Linked DNA regions of Homo sapiens: region 2 is linked to region 1. The links are chromatin loops, found by intact Hi-C in ENCODE. Cell type or tissue: IMR-90. All regions are shown on one strand. Each heading gives the region's core, and the rest is flanking DNA. Links, peaks and the distances in the headings are about the cores only. Region 1 overlaps STXBP6 (syntaxin binding protein 6). Region 2 overlaps STXBP6 (syntaxin binding protein 6).

Region 1 (11,624 bases), core at 2,385-10,384:
TGCCTTGTAATTTTTCTTGCACATGGGACATGTTTACAGGAAGTGAAGTAAGCAGGCCTTTGGTGTGGCAATTTATTTTTCCATTACAATGAATATAATGAGGGCAGACGATAGCATTATCTTCTACAATAAAGCATATTATTCAACTTATCCATAATTATTTCCTATTCAAACATGTACCTTCTCCAGGTCTTTCATCTAAAATGTATATGTAGAGTCACTAGGCTAGAGTCTCAGGCTATTACTTGCAACATCACTTAAGCCACTATGAAATATGGACACACAACACCAGTCAAGGTTAGAAAGGGCATCAATTTACGTATATCATAAACTAGGTGCTTTTCTTGTAACCCAACATATGGATACTTCATGAGGACATTCTCTAAAATTATTTCACATAAGTAGATGAGGCTAGATTAATACTTTCAGGATACTATAAGTGAATTAAAATTCAGAAAAAAATTAAATTCTTCACTATTGATCATGACAGACTATTTCACAAAAAGGTAATAAACTTCCTACTTCCAACTTTAACAATTTTTTAAAGTTAATTTATGACAGAGAATCCCATACAGTTAAATTCTTATGACTTTTTTTTTTTTTTTTTTGAGACACAGTCTCGCTCTGTCGCCCAGGCTGGAGTGCAGTGGTGTGATCTTGGCTCTCTGCAACCTCCACCTCCTGGGTTCAAGCGATTCTCTTGCCTCAGCCTCCCAAGTAGCTGGGACTATAGGCACGTGCCACCACAGCCAGCTAATTTTTTGTATTTTTAGCAGAGACGGGGTTTCACCAGGTTAACCAGGATGGTCTCGATCTCCTGACCTCGTGATCCATGTGCCTCGGCCTCTCAAAGTGCTGGGATTACAGGTGTGAGCCACCATGCCTGGCCATTCTTATGACTTTCTAAGTCCTGTTGAAGAAACAGTAATTTCCCCATCTTTGCAAATTTGGTCAAAGTTAAGCAACAAGTCAGCACTGAAATGTTTTTAAATGTACAGATTCTTTTTTTTTTTCTAAGATGGAGTTTCACTCTTGTTGCCCAGGCTGGGCAGGTTCAAGTGATTCTCCTGCCTCAGCCTTCCAAGTAGCTGGTATTACAGGCGTGTGCCACCACGCCCAGCTAATTTTTGTATTTTTAGTGGAGACGGGGTTTCACCATGTTGGCCAGGTTGGTCTCAAACTCCTGACCTCAGGTGATCCACCCGCCTCGGCCTCTCAAAGTGCTGGGATTACAGATGTGAGCCACCGCGGCCGGCCTAATGTACAGATTCTTAAATGTAAAGGTCAAGGAATCAAAGATGTGAAGATGATCTGCTTCACTGACTTTCGGCAAAAGAATCTTAAACTGACAAAAGAAGCAAGAACAGCAAGATCAGAGAAAAGCTCTGGCCAGTTTCTTTCTAAATGACCTCTGAGCTGGAGGGGAGGAGACCAGTTGTTAAGCCTAAAAATAAAGGAAGCTGTAGACAGGAGTCCCACAGGTGCTCAAAGGAGCAAGTGATGAAACCTCTAATACCAAGGAGAGCAGAGCCTCTTCCTGTGAAATATCTTCTCTCCTAGCCTTTAGGGTAATTCTAAATCACCATTCTTTTGTCGTCATTATTGAAATGTGCTTTTAGGAAGAAGCATAACAAGTCCTCCAGGGAAAGTTTTCAGCTGTAATTTTATTAGGGAAACAAGTCAAATTATGGGTGTGCATGCATCCATTTTCAGAGAATTCTCTGGAACCTTCAGTGAGTCAAGCAGGACCTAAGGTACAAACCTAGCTACCGGGCAGGAAAAGATGAATCTGTTGTTCTTTTATTAGATTGAGTCATACAGTACATGTAACATAAGAAAATTCTTTTGCTGAGAAAAGCATAAGAATGTGGTTCAGTACCATCCACCAGACATGCCCACTGTAAGTACCTTTTGGATCACATCCTACTACACTGATACAGCAACCACTTAGCATGTCATCACTTTCCCTTCTTAAATCTCATGCTGGATGACTCCTGTTACTGGCCAAGGCCAGGCCAGTGTCACAACAACAAGACAAAACATCACATGAATTGACAGCAACACAATGGCAGCAGGAAATGATGTTCCCCAGGGAAAGACCTATTCATACTTGGTGAAAGTATGAAACTAGCTCAAGCAGCTCTCCCAGTTTAAGAAATTTAAGTAACTCATTCATTCATTAAACATTTATTGTGCCATACATAATATATAAAGCACTGTTTATGCTCTGGAGTAAAGGACTAGCAGAAAGAATACAAAGAGAGTTGAGGCCTGGTGCCTACCTCAAAGGAGTACACCAGACAAGTTGACATTAACAAGAGCGAATGTGAGTGATCGTGCAAATTGAAGAGGGAGATTGCCAAAAAAGAAGAAGGCAGCTGATCCTCAAATTCTAACTTGAAATACAGTGATAGGCCAAACAAAGGGAGCCACTGAATCTGCTGAAACTACAACTAAAACGGCTGAGTAGGATTTTCTCAGGCTACACATGCCAATCCCCTCACCTCACTATCCACCATTCCCAATATTTAGCAAAGTAACAATTTTGCTTCTTCCATGCGGGCCCAGTTCGATGGAATTCAAAGGGAAAAGAGCACTCAATCAACTTTCTCTAGACAACTTGCTGCACTGCTCAAGGGTCTATGTGAGAATTATACACATGGGGGAGGGAAGGGCAATACTAAGCATGGGTGTGTACTGGACCTTGTGGTTGACCACCTGAAATAAGTTTCAAGGGCAAAACTGACTGGATTAGGAGGAACAAAGAAACAGCACCTGAAACTAATATACCTCTCAGCTCCTGACAAAGTCATTTATTGTTTAAATAATTTGGTTCCAGTGGGAGTCCCACTTGAGGCAATCTGGTCAACTAGGGTTGTTAGCTCTTTGAGGGCAGAGTCCATGTTTCTTTCATTTCTATGTATCCCGATACCACCTAGCACAAGATAGGGACTAAAATAATTGAGGAAAAGAGGGAAAGAGGAAGAAAAATCAAGGGTCAGTTCACATTCCCTAGATTCTACACTCAGCTACTGGGGAGTGCGCAGCAAGAAGCATAGCTTTCTATAAGCAATTAAGGTGAGTGCAGTAACAAGCACACACACAGCCTGGGCCTAGGAGCATAAATATCCTCATCCATGAGCACTGACTCTGCCATTCGGATGGAAACAACCAGGTCCAGTAAACTGATGAAGACAGATCCCAGCTCTGAAACTGTTGTCTTTACTGCTCTCACTTACCACACAGTCACAGTATTAGTCAGGAAAGACTAGTCACTGCGGGAGCTGATCATAATCCCAAAAGACACAATCTCAGTGAAATCTCAAAATCCTGCAAATATAATTCTTAAAAAAAAATTTAAAGACTCATTAAAAGACATTTATTTACCTTTTTAAAAGGGGATTTATTTGAGAAACAAAGATATGACACAACACTTCCTAGGTCACTTAACACAATAAAATGGACAATAACAATATACATACTTTTGAAAGCAAAAACACTCAAGTATGCTAACAACAGTTGCATGGGTATAACAATTATGAGCAGACAAACCATATTCAAAATGAAATAATTCAAAAGGGGAACTATATAAATGCACATCACTATGGTTGGTCATTGTTTGCACCTGGCTTTATGACTGCAATCATCTGAAATACTGTGATGAACAACCTAAGTCTTCTGATGAGATTGATCAAAAACCACGATGGGTCACCACCACTTATGCAGTCATCCAAAGAGCTGAGATCAAGAAATTGTATCCTTCGCAAATGCAGATGTACAAAAAGAACATCTCTTTATTTGCTGAGAAAGTTGCAACATTTTCACGTGCACACAGAATGCTTACACACAAACTCAACATGGTGATACTACACTTTTGTGGAGTCAAATTTGCAAAAATTGCATAAAAGGGATTCGAACTCTCTAAAAGTCTCTATACAATTTATTACTCCAATATTGGAAGTGATGAAAAAATAAAATACATAGCATAGTGAACTGTAAAAAATAATTCTACAAATTTAAAATAGTAGGGAAAAAACTAAAAAAAAAAAAGCTAAATAACTGAAAAGAAAATTCAACATGTAAAAATGTATATTACAGGGAAAGATTTTGGACAATCGCACAGAGACAGCCCATAAGAGCTGGCCTAACATTAACATCCTGTGATTGTGATTTTCAGAACTTTAGACATGAGGGACTTTGGACTTTAGGGATTTTGATCTTTTGGGATTTTGATGTTCAGAACTTCAACATTCAGGATTATGACACTCAGGATTATGATCCAAACTCATCACTGTCAAAATATATCCCTGACTTCTCTATAATGGCTCAAACACCTCCGAACTTTGTTCTTGCTCCCATGACAGAGAACTGGTGAATGAGGTGTTCCTCTTCCTCACGCTGAACTAGGGATTCAAGCTGATGGGCTCAGCTGTTTTCACTGTGGTCACCCCTTTGCTGGAATTCAGGCACGTGGCTGTACCTAACTCCAAAGGAGGCTGGGAAATGCATTCTTGCTGTGGGCTCAGGAAGAGGAAAACATGGATTATGCTGAGAAGCCAATAGCTTCTGCCATGGTATTTTACAGCTCTTCCTCCCCCTTCCAAGCTTTCTCTTGCTCTGTTTCTAAGGCTGCATATGTATATGTGTGTGTATACATACATATATAAAAAAACTATGTTTCTATGTAGCAAACTTTTGGTCCCATATAGATGATAAACATGAGGAACCCTCACATAAACATGGTTGATGCTTTATTTGTGAAGGAAAGGGAAGAATCTGATATTAGGGCCCAGAAGACGCACCTCTGCTTCAAGCAAGGGAGATAAATTCTGCTGTGTCCACATTCCCATTAAGGCCTTTATCAAGATCTATCCAAAAAATATATTCACGAGGGGTTCACGTCCAAGCTGGCAAACACTAGTACAGCATAAAATTTCCCTGATAAGGGCAGCAAAATGCTAAGTATTTCCTTGAGGCCCTCAATGATTCCATGTACTGACCAAGGAACATCAATCACATCTTAGATTCAGCACTTCCATCACCAACTCTAGAAGCTGGCTTTCTTCTCAGAGCAATTTTTCACCAAAAAAAAAAAAGCATATTTTACTTCAAAGGCATTTAACATATTCAGCAATAGGTAGAAACAATTCCTCACTGAAATGTGGACACAGGGAAATGGCTAAACACACACTCCGACATTAGTTACCCCATACCAGCCTCCCAAAGCAGCTGACTCAAAATTATGCCTCGGCAAAAATGCGAAATCAGCATATGACATAGACTTTCATGGTCTATCTCAAATTAAATCACTGACATGCAAATGACCTGCTCTATGACTATACTGAACTATATGCCCCTTTGGGAAGATACATATGTGATTTATCTTGCTGTCCTCCACAATGCCTTGTATACCCCATCATTCAATAAACATTTGTTGAACGAATACAATTGTTGGAATTTCTATTCATCATTAGTAAGTTATCTGCATGTGTACACGTAAGGGCTGTCAGTCTTGAGGACAAACACTTAGCTGTATGACTCATTCTGTATAAAACCTTGCTAAGAGGCGTGGGGTAAATGCTTTCTGACGGTGACTGTGATAATGGTAGTAGTAACTATGACAGCACAGTCAGCCACAATATGTAAATGACTGTTCTATTTCATGCCTGTGGGTACAATCAGTCACCACAAGTAGTACAAGACCCCAGGTCCTGACATGGTTCCCTTACCCCTCAGCACAATTCCCATCCCCTTCCCTGTTTTAGTTTTCCCCGTAGCTCATATCACTGTCTGACATATTTAACTTCTGTGTGTGTCTGTCTCCCCCACCGGAAGCTCTGTGAGGTCAGGGAATTATGTCCATGTTGTCTGGTATCCAAATCAGTGCAGGGCACATTAGAAATGCTCAGTAAACATTAGTGGAAGGAATGGATGAAATCAATACAATTATTTGAATTATTTCCTCCAAATCTGAAGATTTTGGAATCACAGAAGAAATTATTCCTGCAAAGTTCCAGTATATTCACATTCTTTTGAACATCTCAAAAGGAGGTCTCACAGACAAGCCACTTTTTGTACTAAACACAAGGTTTCTAGAAACCTGTCATTGTTCTACCATCTTAAAGTCTCCAAATAAACTGAGAATGGACAATCTCCAGGACTGGACACGCTTCTGCTAAGTTTTCACCTAACAAAAACTACATCTGCAGGCCTGGCTCACTTTCACCTGGCTCCCACTCTACTACAGAGTCCTGCAGATGGCTCTGTCAGCTGGCACTGGCACTCATGGCATGAAGCCAGAAATGAGGATAGGAAATTCCTTTAATTCAGAAACAAATTTGCCTGAGTCCCACATGAACAAAATGTTAGCTGCCAGACCCAGCTCTACACATGGGAAGTAGCCACAATTCATTTTTAAAAATTTTTTTTAAGTTTTAAAAGTTTATCTTTTTGGCCAGGTATGGTGGCTCACACCTGTAATCCCAGCACTGTGGGAGATGAAGGTGGGAGGATCGCTTGAGTCCAAGAGTTCAAGACCAGCCTGGGCATCAGAGTGGGACTCCAACTCTACAAAAAATTAGCCAGGTGTGGTAGCATATGCCTGTGGTCCCAGCTGAAGTGGGAGGATTGCTTGAGCCCAAGAGGTCGAGGCTGTAGTGAGCCATGAGCACACCACTGCACTCCAGCCTGGGAGATAGAGGGAGACCTTGTCTCAAACAAAAAGAGTTCGTCTTTCCAAATGTACCTGATAAATTACTTTAGGTTGTTAAAGACTCACTGAATGTTATAATTAATTTGACAAGCTGTTGCTTGATAGAACTTTAAAATTCATGTTTTATTTAACTTGGTGTATGGAGAACAGCGTCTATTGGCAACAATAATTCCTCTTTATTCATTTTTCTGTTGACTCTCAAATAGCAATTACATAATGCTCCCAAAGTAATGGTAAAAGAGACTACCAGCTTGAGAATGTGTAACAAAAAAGACATTTTACACATCAAAAGGTTTTATACCTATAGAATATTTTACACATCAGAAGCTTTTAGAATAGCAAGCAGTAGCATCTAACAACTCACAGAAGAATGGCTAAGCTTTTAAATCCCAAAACGAAGAGTCACTCTAACATCTTCCACCAAGACTTTCTTCACAAATACTGTGGTCAAAAGGTTTAAGTTTTTTAGCAAATACTATCTCAGCCAGCCCACCAGCCAGCCAGTATATATTATGTGCTAACTCCACAGAGAGACATGGAGAATTCTGAGAGCAAGATATGACTTTTATCACAAGTTACTGGATTCATCAGCAAAATAAAAAGGATGGATGGGATGATAGCTAAGATCACTTCTAGTTAATTTGTTTTGTTTTCACTTCAGAATGGTCTCATTCAACTATCGAACTGTATTATAAGACGTCAAGTTAAGGACGTCTTAAAGCAATTAAAAAATGAAATTTCAAAACAGTTCAATAAATGGAGAATTCTTATCACTGGGTCCTAATATCTGATGTTCTAAAACCTAAACATACAGCTTTGAAGCTTCAAATATTATTTAATTTCCCAGGGACTCTTCTCTTAAGCTCATTTGCTGATTACTTGGGTTCCTTGTTTTTCCATTTTCCTACTTGCATCTCAAAATGAGGCATAAATTATACAAATTATACAAAACTATACAATAAGTAACCAAAATACATTTCCTTCCCAGACCCAAAGCCCAAAGTGTTAGCTTGCACAGTATCATGTAGCGTAATCAAATGCACAGAAAATCTCCTCCCTCAGTGAAACAGAAACCCAACAAGCCCAGTCCGACAAAGTGAGGAGCACGCCATCGCCACAACGTCACCTACTCTTTGAGAACTTACTCCGACTTGGTGCTGACCCTGCACTAAGAGATCCAGGTTTTCTAGTCCCACTGGTTTCTGTTACAGGGCATCAAAACACCCACATGTAGCCTCTTCATGCAAAACAACATCACACACACACAAACTGCATTTAGAACCAAGCCAAATACCACAAACATTATATGTTACCAAATTTTCAGCAATATGACTGCCACTGTATGGACTACAAATCATTCAAAGCCATTATTTACTTTTTCTAGAGTGAGTGGCACTCTCCAGGGAGAAATGCTAACAGGCTACCCCCAACTCTCCTCATCAGCCTAACTTCAGTTGTTTTTTCACTAAAACACCTAAAGATACCAAACACAACTGCTAACAACAGTGGCTCACTGAGCTCCCGGGCAAAGGAAAAGAGGTCTTCAGAGCTTCAAAAGCACACTTGGAGATTCGGACACACCCTCATTCCTCTTTGGGAATCACTGATATGAGAGATTCCAGCTCAACATGCATTCCTGGAATTCTGAGTTCTCACCATAGAAACTCTAGCCAAGGCAGTCCTCAGGAAGAGCTGTTAAGTTATGGCTCACTTTATGATGGTTATGCTCACTTTAGATTTGAAAAGAGATTTATGGACTAGCCCAAAGTAGCCTCTAATCAGACTCAGAGGAAGAACATGTTTCCACGTTAATAAAACTTCTTCTCCGGTAAACCTATTCAGGCAATTAAAATGCGTTCCAATTTCTACTTCCCAAGCCTTTACATTCTTTGCTCTTAGCAAGAGAATTCAATAAACAAAACCTGAATTTTAAATCTGAATTCCAATTGCCTGAGGCTATTTTATACTTAAATAAATAAATAAGTGGCATAAATTAACAAATGTTTTGTATTTAAAATATGTTTTTATAAGGCATTTACCTACCTTTAACGCAGCCTTTTAGTTGGGACTGCACTTCATGGAAAACTCCACACACAAAGCACCTTTCCTCCTAGTACTTCAAGGTCCTTATGAAGGAGCAGAACTTTCTAAACAGGAAACTAAAGCACAGAAAGGCGGAGCCTTAGTGACACTAGAACCCCAAATTCCTGGCATTCCCCAGCTGTAAGTTCCAGGCTCCCATCATCATATACTACATGCTTTGCATGTGGAGACGGGTCTGTTTGATGATTTTTTTTTTCTTTTCTTTGGGGGATAGGATTTGGTCAAAGTGACAAACATGAAAGAAAACAAAATTTTGACAAGACCAATGGTGGTGGTGTGGAGTTTCAAAGCCCATCCTATGAAAGAACCACCTTTCTACTTTACATACTGACTTTCTGTATTCTAAAACTACCTTCAACAAAGTCAATGAGATGACTTGCTGGAAAAGCCCATGAAAATGACAGTCTAAATATAGAAATCTAAATGCAACTAATTACTTAAATCAGATATTGAGACCGTTTCACAATGGCAGATTTAATGTTGAGAAAAATAACAAGCAAGGCTACAGTGCAAAATGAATTTGTCTATAACTACAAAAACTAGTTTAGTATTAAAGATCTACTTTCCAACAAAGAAATTTATATTCCATTAAGAACCCTGCAACCTTTGACATAGTCTTTGTTTCACTCCCCACCAGAACCACAAAGTAATTATGACACACCTGACATATTATGACACACAGGCTCTGATCCAAGCTTCCTACAAGATGACACTTTTCCAGATGGCACCTGAGGCTGTCAGGTACCGTCAAGTATTTCCTATGTTGGAAAAATACTCAAGGATATTACATAAGACTGCTCCTCTCCTGTATATGCACTAACTTCAGAAAGCCACTGCTAACTGTTTTGGAAACACACTTCCTTTTCTCATGATAGAAACTCTTTCATACCTGGGAAATAAGAGCTAATGTTGTTCATTAGCCAAGAGAAGCTAAGGTTATTGGGCATTGTGACAAAATGGCACGTTACTGGGTTCAGTCCAAGAGAATGAGACAAAATAATGTTTTCCCTGAGCCCCAGAGACTACAAAATCCAGTTATATTTTAAGTAGCCATTTTTAGAGATTTATATACTGTTCAGTGATAAAAATAAATGAGAGTCCCAGGCTTAAGGCACCATTATTCAGCTTTTAAAATTGCAGCATGTTTTCTTGCAGGATTTGGTTCAGCCAACTACAGGATGAAAAAAAAGTATTTCTAAGCTACATAGGTGAGCAATAGATTGGATCCTGGGTTCACAAATTAGTGGAAAACATATGAGCCATTAACGAATTCCACAGGCAAGGCAGGCTCTTCTCTGGATGACTGAGATCTTCAAAAGTCAATACTCTAAAAAACTATTACTACATTTTGAATTTCCTACTGTGACCAGAAAAGCAACATATTCGGAGTACTGGCTGTTTTTTGTTTTTGTTTGTGAGACAGGATCTCGTTCTGTCACCCAGGTGCAGTACAACGGGACAAAAACAGCTCACTGCAGTCTCAGATTTGACTAGAGTCAAATTCTAGTTTTGCCACTTATTAGCTGTGAGACTTGAAGCAGATCACTCAGGCATACACAAAAATGGAGTTAAAAAAAATGGAGCTAATTTATAAGGCCACAAGTGATTATATGTATGTAGCATGAAACATAAAAGATGAGCCTAGAATAGTAGTTCTCAAGTTTGTTGGTCTTAGGACGCCTTTACACTCTTAGAAATTATTCAAGACTTCAAAGAGCTTACCTTAAAAAATTCTAGAAAACATAAGAACATGCATGCACACAGTCAGGCATGTTGGCTCACATGTGTAATCCCAGCACTTTGGGAGGCCGAGGTGGGGGTACTCGAGGCCAGGAGTTTGAGACCAGCCTGGCCAATATGGCAAAGCCCCATCTCTACTAGTGCCAGTAGTCCCAGCTATCTGGGAGTCTGAGGCAGAGGAATCACAATCACTTGAACCCAGGAGGTGGAGGTTGCAGTGAGCTGAGATTGCACCACTGCACTGCAGCCTGGGCAACAAAGCAAGGCTCTGTCTCAAAAACAAAAAAACAAACAAACAAACAAAAAAACATACATTCCAATAGTCAATATATGGTTTCTAGAAAACTTCACTATATACAGGTAAGAGAATAAGAATAAAACAGGTAAATTATGTCTTATTATTATGAAAATTGTTTTGACCTTATGGACTCACTAATAGGGTCTTGAGAACCCCTAGGCATCCTCAGACTACACTTTGAGAACCATTGGCCTAGCATACAAAAAGCAGGGAAACTCAAAGACTATTAAGGTTATATATCAAAAGGATTCAGGAGACCACACAAAGGGATTCCCATCGGCCAAAGATGAGACAATTTTAGTTTCAATAAGAATAAAGGAAATGGCCTGGAAGGTGGCTTATGCCTGTAATCCCAGCACTTTGGGAGGCTGAGGTGGGAGGATTGCTTGAACCCAGTAGTCTGAGGCTGCAGTGAGCTACGATAGTTGCACGGCACTCCAGCCTACATGACAGAGAAAGACCCCACCTCTTAACAACAACAACAAAGAATCAATGTAATGGTTTGAAACATCAAATATTTTAAATTAATGAATTCTTGATGAGCCACCAATTTCTCTTTTTCTCTTTCCCCAGCTCCCCAAATTGGTTATCTCTGGATGCTAGGGAGCCAAATATTTTGAAAACTGGTAGATAAATGGAAAGAATCGAACATTTTTCTTGCCTTTTCTATACAACTGTACCTCAGGATAGCCAAACAGATGATTGGATTGGCTAGATTATTCTTCATAGAAGTAGTCTAGCTAATAAATGGAGAAATGATTGACATGAAAT
Region 2 (11,624 bases), core at 2,584-10,583, 90 kb before region 1:
TGAGACTTTGTCTCTACAAAAACAAACAAAAAACAAAAAAAAATTATCCAGGCATACTGGCACATACCCATGGTCCCAGCTACTCAGGAGACTGAGGCAGGAGGATCATTTGAGCCCGGGAGGTCAAGGCTGCAGCAAGCCATGTTTGTGCTACTGCACTCCAGCCTGGACAATAGAACAAGACCCTGCCTCAAAGAAGGAACGAAGGAAGGGAAAGAAGGGAAAGAAAGAAGAGAGAGAGAGAGAGAGAAAGGAAAGAAAGGAAAGGAAGAAGAAGGAAAGGAAGGAAAGAAAGAAACCAAGCAGGAGGATGTCCAAAGAAAGAAATCAAGCAGGAGGATGTCCAAAGAAAGAAAGAAAGAAAGAAAGAAACCAAGCAGGACGATGTCTCCACTATAGATACCAGCTTCTCAAAGTTGGAAAGCACCTTGGCAGTCATCCAGACCAATTTATATCTAACGCCTGAGTGTCCTCTCTAACAGCCCAACAGTCAGTCATTTGCCTGGCAGTGCTGCTTGGCAATTCCTTTACACAACCACAGTGAATGCCTCATTCCATTTCTCAGAGTGTTCCAAACCTTTATTCTATTATCACCCTTTTCCCAGCAGCCACATCTGCAGCAGAGCACATAGCTTAGAAAAACCAGAAGAGTTCTTTGGTTCCTCCTTGTCTTCCCTCAAATATGCACGTGCACATTTGTGTACATGTTTACAAACCCTTTTTTAAATTGAAATCAGCCTCTCTGTTGTCTTCTACCCATGAGTCTGTGTGTTCTCCAGTCACGGAGAGTTACTCAACTTTCTTGTCCACATGGCAGCACTCCAAATATTGTAAGACAGCAAGTGTGGTATTTTGAGTCTTTTCCATTTAAATATTACCACTGTATTCAACTTGTGCAATGGAAAGAGAGAAACTAACATAACCACCAAGGGTGGGCAGTATCTGTTTGGCATGAGAGTCCCATCAAGCTAGTATTGTACATAAGTAACTCTATTTTTCTATGTACCCAATCTGAACAAGGAATTCGTAGAAGTAAATAATTTTTTAACTACTTGAGGTCTGAGTTAGAATTTAGTGTGATTATTTTCTTATAGCCTTTAAAGCAGCCTCTTCCTTTCAATTTTAAGCAAAACCAAGGTCCTAGACTAGCTTTTCAATCAAATAATTCAAGATTTTAAGAACTAAGTTAAAATATAAAAGGTATCTTGAATGGATGTTACTGAAAATCACCTGATAATAATGTTTGGTATTGTGACAGGGAAAGGTGGCTGGGTAAGGTTTATAGAAAGTGAATGCCAAAAAAAAAAAAAAAAAAGTGAAATGCAGCAACCAGTGTTTGCCAAATAATTGTTAAAATCTTCTATAACAATTTAACAACGTATAGGAATTTGCAATTAGATCTATCCATTTAAAAATCATACAGCCTTACTTTAAGTGCATACTTAATCTAAGGTTTAAATAACAATTTATTAAAAGAATAAGGTGACCAGGAGTGGCAAGAGGTACAAGTGAGTAAATGTGAGTACACTTGATTAATGCTGCTCAAAGTGTGGCCCTCAGACCATGCTATCTGGTGCTGTTCTGCAATAAGAAAAAAATTGCTATAAGGTACTTAGAAGCTTTATAGAACATGGACAGAGTAACTTCATGTCAGTTGAATATAACACTACTTTTTAAAAAAATGTGGACTTGCCTTTTTTTCATTTTTCTAGCAATTTATTTTTATCCTATTTTACTAAAACACTGGTCTAAATAGATTGAAAATTTAAAAACAGGAACTCCACCACAGGTATTTTCAGAAGCCAGCACTAGGTTAACTGGGATTTAACCTATTTTTCTTACTTACATAATTATTCTTTGCAATCCTGAGTTATGAGCCCAATCTTAATGCTGCAAACACCTACCCTGCCAGGAGACGGGTATAATTACAGGGTAATTCACAGACTCATCAAATGGTATGAAACTCAAATTATCTTAAAGGATGCTGAAAAGGAAACCTCCACTGAGGGGATTCCAACAAAAAGTAGCAGCTCAATAGTTATGGTCACACATTCCTTCACTGGCCAAACAGGAATGATTCCTTCTTTGCTGAGAAACCACAGTCCTGGAGATGAGGACCAGTTAATAAGGAATGGGTCATCTGCTATAGTTAACAGGAATGTATTATATAGTTTTAAATAGCTAGAAGGAGGATACTGAATGTTCCTAACACAAAGAAATGATAAATGTTTGATATAAAGGGTATGCTAATTGTTCTGATCTGATCACTATATATAATATGTATCAAAACATCACCATGCATCCCTTGAATATGTACATTATTTGTCAACCACAAAAATTAAATTAACAATACAACAACAACAACAACAACAAAGAATGGGTCATATTGTATGTGTCCGAGGCTACTTTGAGAAGAAAACATCTGCAATCTCTTTTAGAACCCCAGCTCAGATGTATGCTGAGAAGAGGAAAATCTGTAAGACAATTAGACATCACTAAAAGTTTTTAAATAGTCAATTTGAAAAGTGAATTTGCTTTGCTATAGTATATAATTTCCATGTTTAACCTTGTGTCTTAAAGACACTAATTAAAAACAATGAGAGATAAAATCTTTATAGTCTTTGGAAAAACCCTGCTACTATCTTGGTTCACATTTTACCACCAAGGAAGTGGAAATGGAATAAAGTGGTCCCCAGAACAGGGGGAAATATTGTCTCTTCTCAAGGAAGCATTGTGGATGTGGGGAAGGATTCAAGACACATTACAGCTGATAGGCAGTTTGGCCTTTCCCTTTCATCTCCTGAGCCTTGTTTTAGATGTCAATGTGTCATTCTCCAGCAACTCAGGCTTAGCGGGATTTACTGAGCCTTAAATTATGCATCATCTTTCACTGTCATTTGGTAACAGATACTAAAGCTGGTATCAGAAAGTATGCCACTGTGATGCAAGAAATAAAGCTTTTTAAAATTAATTTCTCATGGATTTTATCTTACAGGTACCTTAATTCCTAGCAGCTGAGGTTGACATATTTCTAATTAATCATCTGTCATCCCGAGACTATCTTCCAAGTTTTGGTCACAAGATATATTTTAAAACTGTCCTTGGCTCTTCCCTTATTTTTCAGTATGACAGATTAGTACTACTTTCTTATTAATATGCCTGACACCATTTTATATACTCTCAATCACAAGATTGAGATATGATATTTGCATCTTAACAGGATAGTCAAATGCTTGGCTTTTTATTTTACTTTTTTTAAAAATGAATTTCAAAATACTGGCTACTGTAATAATTTATTATACTGCCCTTAATTAGTCAAAGGACGAAAAATCTATAAACTTGTGACAATAACAAATTTTCAAAGACAGGCTGGTTGCATTATCCTCCCCCTTCCTAAATAAAATATCCATTTCCCCTTTTTCCTCATTTAAAAGAACATATGCAACTATCCTGAATGCCAGGGCCGCAGCCCCTCACAGGCCTGACACAACTCTGCTGGCTCCCTGTTACAGCTGTCTATTTTTTCCCTAAGCTATCCGTTGTCATGAAGACTTCCTTTTTTTAACTTTTGCATTTAAGATGCACATCAGAAAAATGGCTTGTGCATAATTCTTTGATGGAGATTTATGATCTTGATCAAACGATGAATCAAGATTTATGAGCTTGCTTGATAGCATTTGAGTATTTCACTCATACATTTCCAAAGGATGTAGCTCTTAGCTTTACAGATTTTGCTCATTTTCAGAAAATCATCTTCTTGACTGTTTCAAACATGCAAGTGCCAGGCAGCAGGATTGCTGAGAAGCAAAACATTAGTCTCCCTCAGCTTTCACCATTATTATCAGAAGTTATTTATCAAAAAGTTTGGTTCAACATTGTCTTTTTTTAAGGAGAAGAGAGAGGAATCACAGATGAGGACAATTTGTCATGTTTCTCAGAGCTAACAAAAATACACAATTGCATTTCATGTCATTACTGTCTACACAGGTCAGACTTTGTGCTCTCAGTATTCATGTAACAACCTCAATCAGTGTAGAGATAGAATAAAAATGACTAAGAGCACAAATGAGATGGCTTTGTAAATTCTTTCATTTCAACTATGGTTCAGGATTATATTCTGATATAATTCCTTCAGACAGTGGTAAAAGTGAAGTTTTTCAAGAGCCATAGTCAAACAGATGGTCTGCTGAGTTACCCAGACATTACACACAAACTGTGGGGCATGGATTGTTTCACTACTGAAACAATGGACTATTACTATTACCATTGGCATTACTATTACTATTATGATTACCATTGTAGTTGTATTTCACCCTAAACCAACCACCATAAGATACTGGTTCTTACTTAGCAAAAATAATACATTAGGTAAATCATTTGGATTTTTAAATATAGTCCTGTTCTGGTGAAGAAGCTAAGCTCTGAAGACATTTTTTTAAAGTCATAGAAATTAGCATAAACTATGAGGTCATAGCATGTGTATAGCAATAGTCTTCGTCTCCTTTTTCTATCCCTTTTTAATCAATATTCATACCCACAACCCTGTTCAGCTAGTTCTAATCCAGCTGCAAAATAAATAATCTTTATCAGGTGAAGGTGAAACAAATGAATGAATGAATCAATCAATCAATCACTCCCTCTCTCAACCTTTACTATCCTGAGCCAAGGTTTGCAGAACAAAAATAGATAAAATGTGAACCTAAAAGAAAATTGCAATGATTATTTAAAAAACAAGACAATTCACTTTGTTCTTTCAGATGTCACTAACATTTCTGAACCGGCTTTTTTAACAGGGTTCAACAGACAGATAGATGCCTATCTTTTGTAAAAATCATGGTATTTTAACTTGATAGTTAATGCAGTTATAACTCCGATTCTGAAGTAACTACCAGAAAAACCAAAAAGACTCAAATAAATATATGTCTTGGTTAGAAAATCAACAGCCTTTTCCTGTACAGCTTAAGGTAAAATCATTCCAAACAAATATGACAAACAAAGTCTTCACCCCCTGGGTTTAGGGTAAATATGAGTTTTGTGATAAGGGCATCTGGTGGTATTTGCCTAAATTGCTATGAGAATGTAACTGGGCTTAAAGAAAACTAAGATTGACCAGGTAGAGAAGGCTCAACTCATCCTATTTTATTCTTAAATCAGCTGGGGAAATCTATAAATCAGCCAGTTGGACGCTGTGCTCATCAAAGCATAATCACATAACACCTTTCTGAGTCATGATGTTGAGAATATACCAAAAGACCAGAGACATCACTGTGACATCATCAGACACACATAAATTTGGTCTTTGCAACTGAGTAATTAGCCATAGCAAAATATCTGCAGGTTATCCTAAGGGGAGATTTTATTTCTTTAAGAAGTTTAATCTCTATCTGATTGCAGCTACTGGATGGTATCTGGAATTGGTTTGTTTGCTTTGCAGGGTGTGTGGGGAGTGTTTTGTTTTATTTAAAGAATCTTTTTTGGTTTCCAGAAAATACTAGGGAGAACTCAAGGTCTGGATTAGAATGTTTCCAACTCCTGACTTCCTCCTAGGATCTAGGACACCTGGGGACCTTAGGTCTTAAAGTGTGATCCATGGATCAACAGCATCTGTAACCGTGGGTGCTTGTTAGAAATGTGGAATCTCAGGCTTCACCCAGATATAATGAATCAAAATCAGCATTTCAATAAAATCCTCAGGTGATCTACATGCACATTCAAGTTTGAGAAGAACTGATTTAGAAAGCCAGTCCTTTTCAGAGTATATTCAGCTCAGGAATTAGAGGTAGTTAACTCTTGGACACAAACATGACCATTCCTAGACTATACTTTCTTCCCAGGGTCAGCCTGCCATGGACAAAATAGGATTGGCACAGATCAGCCCCAACATTTAGAAACAGCTGAGAAAAGTCTGTCTCTCCTAAGGAAGCATAGCATAAGGAAGACAGAGTAGGAGGAAGAAAATGCAATTGTGTCCCTGGTACACATTTCTAGGGGACTAAGGAGTTGAGGCAAAGATAATACTAACATCCATGTTTAACATTATACCTAATGTTAACAACTCGGCACAATTTTGTAAAAAAATCTCATATTATTAAGGAATGACACAAAAACTAGAAGAAAAGATGACAAAATGGAGTAGGCAAATGTGTGATTGTTTTACTACATTTTCACACTTTTTGGCAAAGTATTGGCAACGCACGTGGGGACAGAAGGATCACTGTAACTCATTGAAGAGACGGTGAGAAAAGGCTGTCACCAGCACTGGAAGCTACAAACATGGAGCACAGCTTTAGCAACAACCTTCCTCAAACACCAATCGCACCATAAGCACTCAAGATAATCTCTGAGGAGGTTAACATTTTCAATTAGAAATTAATTGCATTTCAGTGCTGGGAAAACTGAATAACCATATGCAAAAAGAAAGAAGCTGGACACCTACCTCATACTATATACAAAAATTAACCTGAATAAATTATAGACATAAATGTAAGGGCTAAAACTTCAAAAATCTTAGAAAAAGACATAGATAACAATCTTTATTACCTTGCATTAGACAAAAGTTTCTAGACATGACACTAAAAACACAAAAGACAAAAAAAAGATAAATTAAAATTCATCAAAATTTAAAACTTTGTGCTGAAAAGGACACCATTAATAAAGTGAGAAGACAATATACATAACGGGAGAAAATATTTGCTAACCATATTACAACATGGATGACTTTTTAAGACATTATGTCAGTCACATATCCTTGCCGGACTTCCTCCTTCCCCAGGAACACAGTCCTCAAGGTGAGATGTGTCCAAGCTGCCTAAGTTGTCTGCCTTTGTTTTTTTATACTTATGCAACAGGTACAATGTTGAAAGAAGCCAATCACAAAAGGCTGTATGGTTCCAGTGATGTAAGATGTCCAGGATAGGTAAATCCATAGAGATAGAAAGTAGATTAATGGTTGCCAAGGGCTGGGGGAGGTTGTATCTAATAATAGGTATGGATTTTTGTGTATGTGGGGAGGGGTGGTGATGAAAAAAGTTAGTGGTAAATAGGATAGCAGTGATGTACTGCACAGATGTGTGAATAAACTAAAAACCAATTGTACATCTAAATGGGTAAACTTCAGGGTTATGAATTATATTTCAATAAAACTAGTCTTAAAAGAAACAAGTAGATGAGGGTAAGGGGACACAGGAATGACCTGTGATGGTTTTATTTAAATTTTGTCAATACAAACCTAAAATCATTGTTAAAGGAGCTCATTAAAACGTTTAACTTTAAAAAGAGGTGATTATTTCTTAAAAACCACACCCCCACCACACACACACACACACACACACACACACACACACACACACACACACACAGCAGGCATGGATGTCTAAACAACTAAATCTTGTTTAGTTGGTGAAATTAAAGAAAGGGAAAAAGTTTCAATTAATAAAATACTGTAGAATTGGCAGTCTGACAAATGAGTTAGAAGTGAAGATTTATCTACTCAATACGAATGCTTTATTAAACACAGAGACTTAATTAACATATTTCTGGTACTCTCTTCTCCCTTATTACGGCAGTTTAACCAGTGGCTGGTACATTCTCACCCTAGAACACAACTGATTGTTGACATGAAATGTGAAAAAAGCAGAATTACAGCATCTTATGTTTGAATATTAACTGTCAAATATTTGGTCTAAATATAAGGTTTCAATTTTGTTCTAAACCAAGAGTGCAAAAGAGAAAAACTTTTCCCTACTTACTGTACTGTGAAATAATGAATGCTTCACAACTTCAAGGCTGTTGGCTCAAGTTCCCATACTGGGAAGGCAGAAGAAACGAAAGCAGGTGCTTTGAATCTAACAGTGTGCTCAAGATGGAAATTCTACTGTTATCATAATGGAGACTCTGGAAAAATAGTGCAGTCACACATCCTTGCCTAACTTCCTCCTTCCTCAGGAACACAGCCCTCAAGGTGAGATGTGTCGGAGCTGCCTAAGTTGTCTGCCTTTGTTTTTTAACACTTATGCAACAGGTACTATGTCGAGTTTAGCACACTCAGAAATCAAGTATTTTCGGGGCAATTTCTGCCTAAGATGCTTAAAATAACCTTATCACCAAGTCTCATTCTGGCATGGGTAATATGGTACTTTAGTCTTCCAGACTAAAGAGATGGAAGAAAGGTTTCTAAGAAAGGGAAAATTATCCTGTAACAAACACACTGACAGAAATGTGTATACCATTTTATTTCCTAATTCTTCAGAAAAACATCTTTGGATGTTTTAATAACTGATAAATAAATGCGAAAAATAAAAAAAAAACAAATTTTAAGTTACCTTTACAGTTCATTACATCCCTTTAGAGAAGAACTATTTCTCTCCAAAAGATTCAATACGCACTTTTTTTTTTTTTAAATCAAATTGCCCTCAAGTCACTTAGTACGTCAGATTAAATTCTGCTCCTACTTGGTATCTAAGAGGAGTTATTTTGCGCTACAACAATTTTATACAACAATTTTAATAAATCTGTGAATGCACCTCACATGTGTGACTCTGCCTCATACCCTTAATTTCTTTGTGCAATATAGTGACTTGGTTTATTAAATAAATGAGTATTTGTTAATGAAAACAGTAGTGGGAGAAGGTGAGTTGTGTGTATGTACTTAAGGATGGTGTGGGTGCATGACAGGGAGGCTAATTTCTTATAAATCTTCACTTGCTTACAATACCAAAGTGCCTACACTTTGAAAGAAAGCTTATAATAAAGAGAGAAACAGCTACACAGAGACAAGTTAGGTCAAATTGAAAATGACAGGAGCTTCATTTGTGCTCTTGCGAAGAATGTAAAGTAAGAGGAGAGAAAACTTGGGTAAAATTTAGCTTTCCAGAGGTTTTGATATCCAAAAATTTCCAATGTCATTGTGATTCTTATGTTTAGCTTTCCATCTTCTCAACTTAAGAGACCAGAATATCAACAGCATCTACGTATCAAAAAGCACTACAAACATCTTGAAACTCACCAGTGTACTTGCTCCTGGTACACAGAAATCAAACAAAGCACAGCAAGAATCAGGAACTCAATACTCAAAACACATGTGGAGGAAGATGTATAAATGTTATTGTGTTTGTATACTAGATTTTAAAAATAAAGGTGTGTTAGATATGGCCATTTTCTAAAATAACAAGACTGCCATTTACACTTCATGTTTTAATGGTTCTTTTCTGACAGTTTAAAATATTTACTCATAAAATATTTACTCAACTATTTTTAACGTTTGATCAACAGAATATTTCTCTTTCTCATTTTCAGAGAGCTGAGGTGACTCCTCAGGCAGTGTGTTATACTTCCTTGCTGGCGATAGTTTAGCCCTCCTTTAGTTTGATGAGAAGGAAACTCAAGGCTGAGTAAGCGCACATTTCTAGAGATTCCCCTTTTATTTGTTTTTGAATAAAACCCAGCATACTTTATTGAATTGGAAAATTTCTGTTAGCCAGCAAGGCCTCCACCCCAGTAGAGCCATACTGCTCCCAGAGGACCCTAAGAAGGATCCTGTCTCCCTCAGCTGCCCCCATTTCCAACATCTCCTCAATGTTACATCCTTCAAGCCCCCAAACCACCTCACAGTCTCTTATCTTCCATGTCAACTGTTCTAAGAATAGTATGAAGGGTTTGCCAAGCAACTCCTGTGCACAACTGGAGACCGTCTTTACCCACAAACTATGTTCTGTTTCACTTGTTTCTGGGAAACAGGAAAACCAGCTCAGTTATCAGGATAGTAGCACATGCTATGACCACTGAGATAATGCAACCCAAGATCTAGAAATCTGGTGTGTTGGATGTATTGCTGACTACACAGCAGACACAAGGCACCAGAGACAAGGGTTTAATACTTAATAAATCTAGCTTTGGGATCAGAGACCTAGTTTAAAACAGGCTTGGCCTTTTACTAACTGCCACTTAGTAGGCAAGTTGTATAATCTGTTAAAGTCTCAATTCTCTTCTCTGTAAAATGGGAATAGTATCACTTACTTCACAGGGATGTGTCAGGATTCAAGGAAGTATTTGTAAAGTAATTCATACAATGTAGTACATACAAATTTCAATGAAAGCTAATAATTACTGCTGTTACCATTCCATTAATCAACACAAACCTGGTATAAGCTATATAATCCCAGCTTCAACCAGGCATCTATTTGATGACTCTAACACTTTAATAAGGTGCTTAGAGCACAGTGTGATCTCCAAGAAGAAATTATATTTACCTTTTAAGAAGTGCAATTTTACTAAAACTTTCCAATATCTGCAAACACACATACCAAAAAGCACTGGCTTAATTCAACCTATATAATATCCTTTTTCTGGATATCAAGAGATGTCTCGTTTAGCATTCCTTTTGTTTAAATACAACTTTACTATAAGAGGGTAGAAGGCTCATCCAATTCAAGGCTTAGAATCAACTGGCATTAAGATAACAGGAGCTCAGTTATTCCTTCTAATACCAGCTAAAAGGCTTGTTGCTGTTATTCCAGAACAAATATCCACACCACAGAGGGACAGGCACAGAGTCCCAGTATTGGGAAAGTCAGGCGGCAAATTACAGTCATTTCTCATAAAAAGGAAATTGTCCCCCTCTGCCTATTTTAACCTATGTTATTGACTACTACTATGTTTTTAAATAAGAACATGGCTCAAAAGCCACAACCCTTACTTTCACATTTCAGCTATTTTTTTGTCTCAAAGTTGGCCTGTACATCCCACCTTTCTATTGTTGGGTCCCTGTGCTCCTTACTGCTGCCCCTTTCACCACTGCCCTTGGTAATACACCCAGTGGACTCCCATATTCCTCAATCTTCATCCCCCTCCCCTTTTTTTCAGGATACCATGCATCATATTCCAGGCCTTGCCGAGACTCCTGTCATCTTCCAGTCATTTACCAAAGTCTTTGTACATTCTGACTTACTCTGTCAGCAGCCACTTCCCTAGAATGAGTCACCCTCCAACTCTTCTATTAAGTCTTCTGACCCTTATTTATCTCTTTCTGCCTTCTCCCTCATTCCAGTAAGCCATTGATGAAAAATTAGCAAAGAATTTCAGGCTTAAAGGGGGGCTTATAGATATCAAAACCAACTCCCTAGCTCTATAGATGAGAAAACTGATGTTTAGAGGGATTAGGTGACTTCTCCAAAGCCACAGAGTGAGTGGGGGAACCAGGTAGAGACATCATACCACGTTTTAATTCCTGATCAAATGTGTTCTTAACACTGTAGCTGCTCTCACCTAGCGGAATTATCAATACCATTATTTTTCCTTTTTTAAAAATGCAGAGCCCAAGGGTATATCTTCCTCTTGCCACAGCCAGGCTATCATCTCTGTAAAGATAACCTCTTTTCCCCTTACTAAATCTTAGTGGCTGAAATTCTGCTTCCTTTCAAAATTCTTCTAAGAAGACATCTCTACAACCTCCCAGGTCCTACAAGTACACAGGGATGCTGTCCTTTCCAACAGCAGCCTTGACACCAGGTAAATGCATCCTTCTACTTGGTGACCTTGACCTTGATATTATTTTCATTTGCCTGCCTGCTCATTCCACCTTATGCAGACATAGATGAGGGAAACCTTATAACAATTCCATGCCATCA

What was found. A loop is a pair of places that touch in the nucleus more often than their neighbours do. Peaks named below come from ENCODE experiments on the same cell type or tissue, not always from the same donor. Only the 100,000 strongest peaks of a DNase experiment are listed, where the experiment ranks them.
Region 2: it touches region 1 in a loop (2.0-fold over the local background); 2 of 110 quality-filtered maps call a loop at or near these places.

The regions. Positions count from the first base shown.
Region 1 is chr14:25,001,770-25,013,393 of GRCh38, forward strand. All of the region lies in intron 1 of STXBP6 (syntaxin binding protein 6), which reads right to left. Among named protein-coding and RNA genes, the nearest start is that of STXBP6, 43 kb to the right of the region's middle. In IMR-90, for the core only: no CTCF peak of the experiment used is centred there; a DNase peak (open chromatin) is centred at 5,542.
Region 2 is chr14:24,911,145-24,922,768 of GRCh38, forward strand. The region is part of intron 2 of STXBP6 (syntaxin binding protein 6); the gene reads right to left. Among named protein-coding and RNA genes, the nearest start is that of STXBP6, 130 kb to the right of the region's middle. In IMR-90, for the core only: no CTCF peak of the experiment used is centred there; no DNase peak of the experiment used is centred there.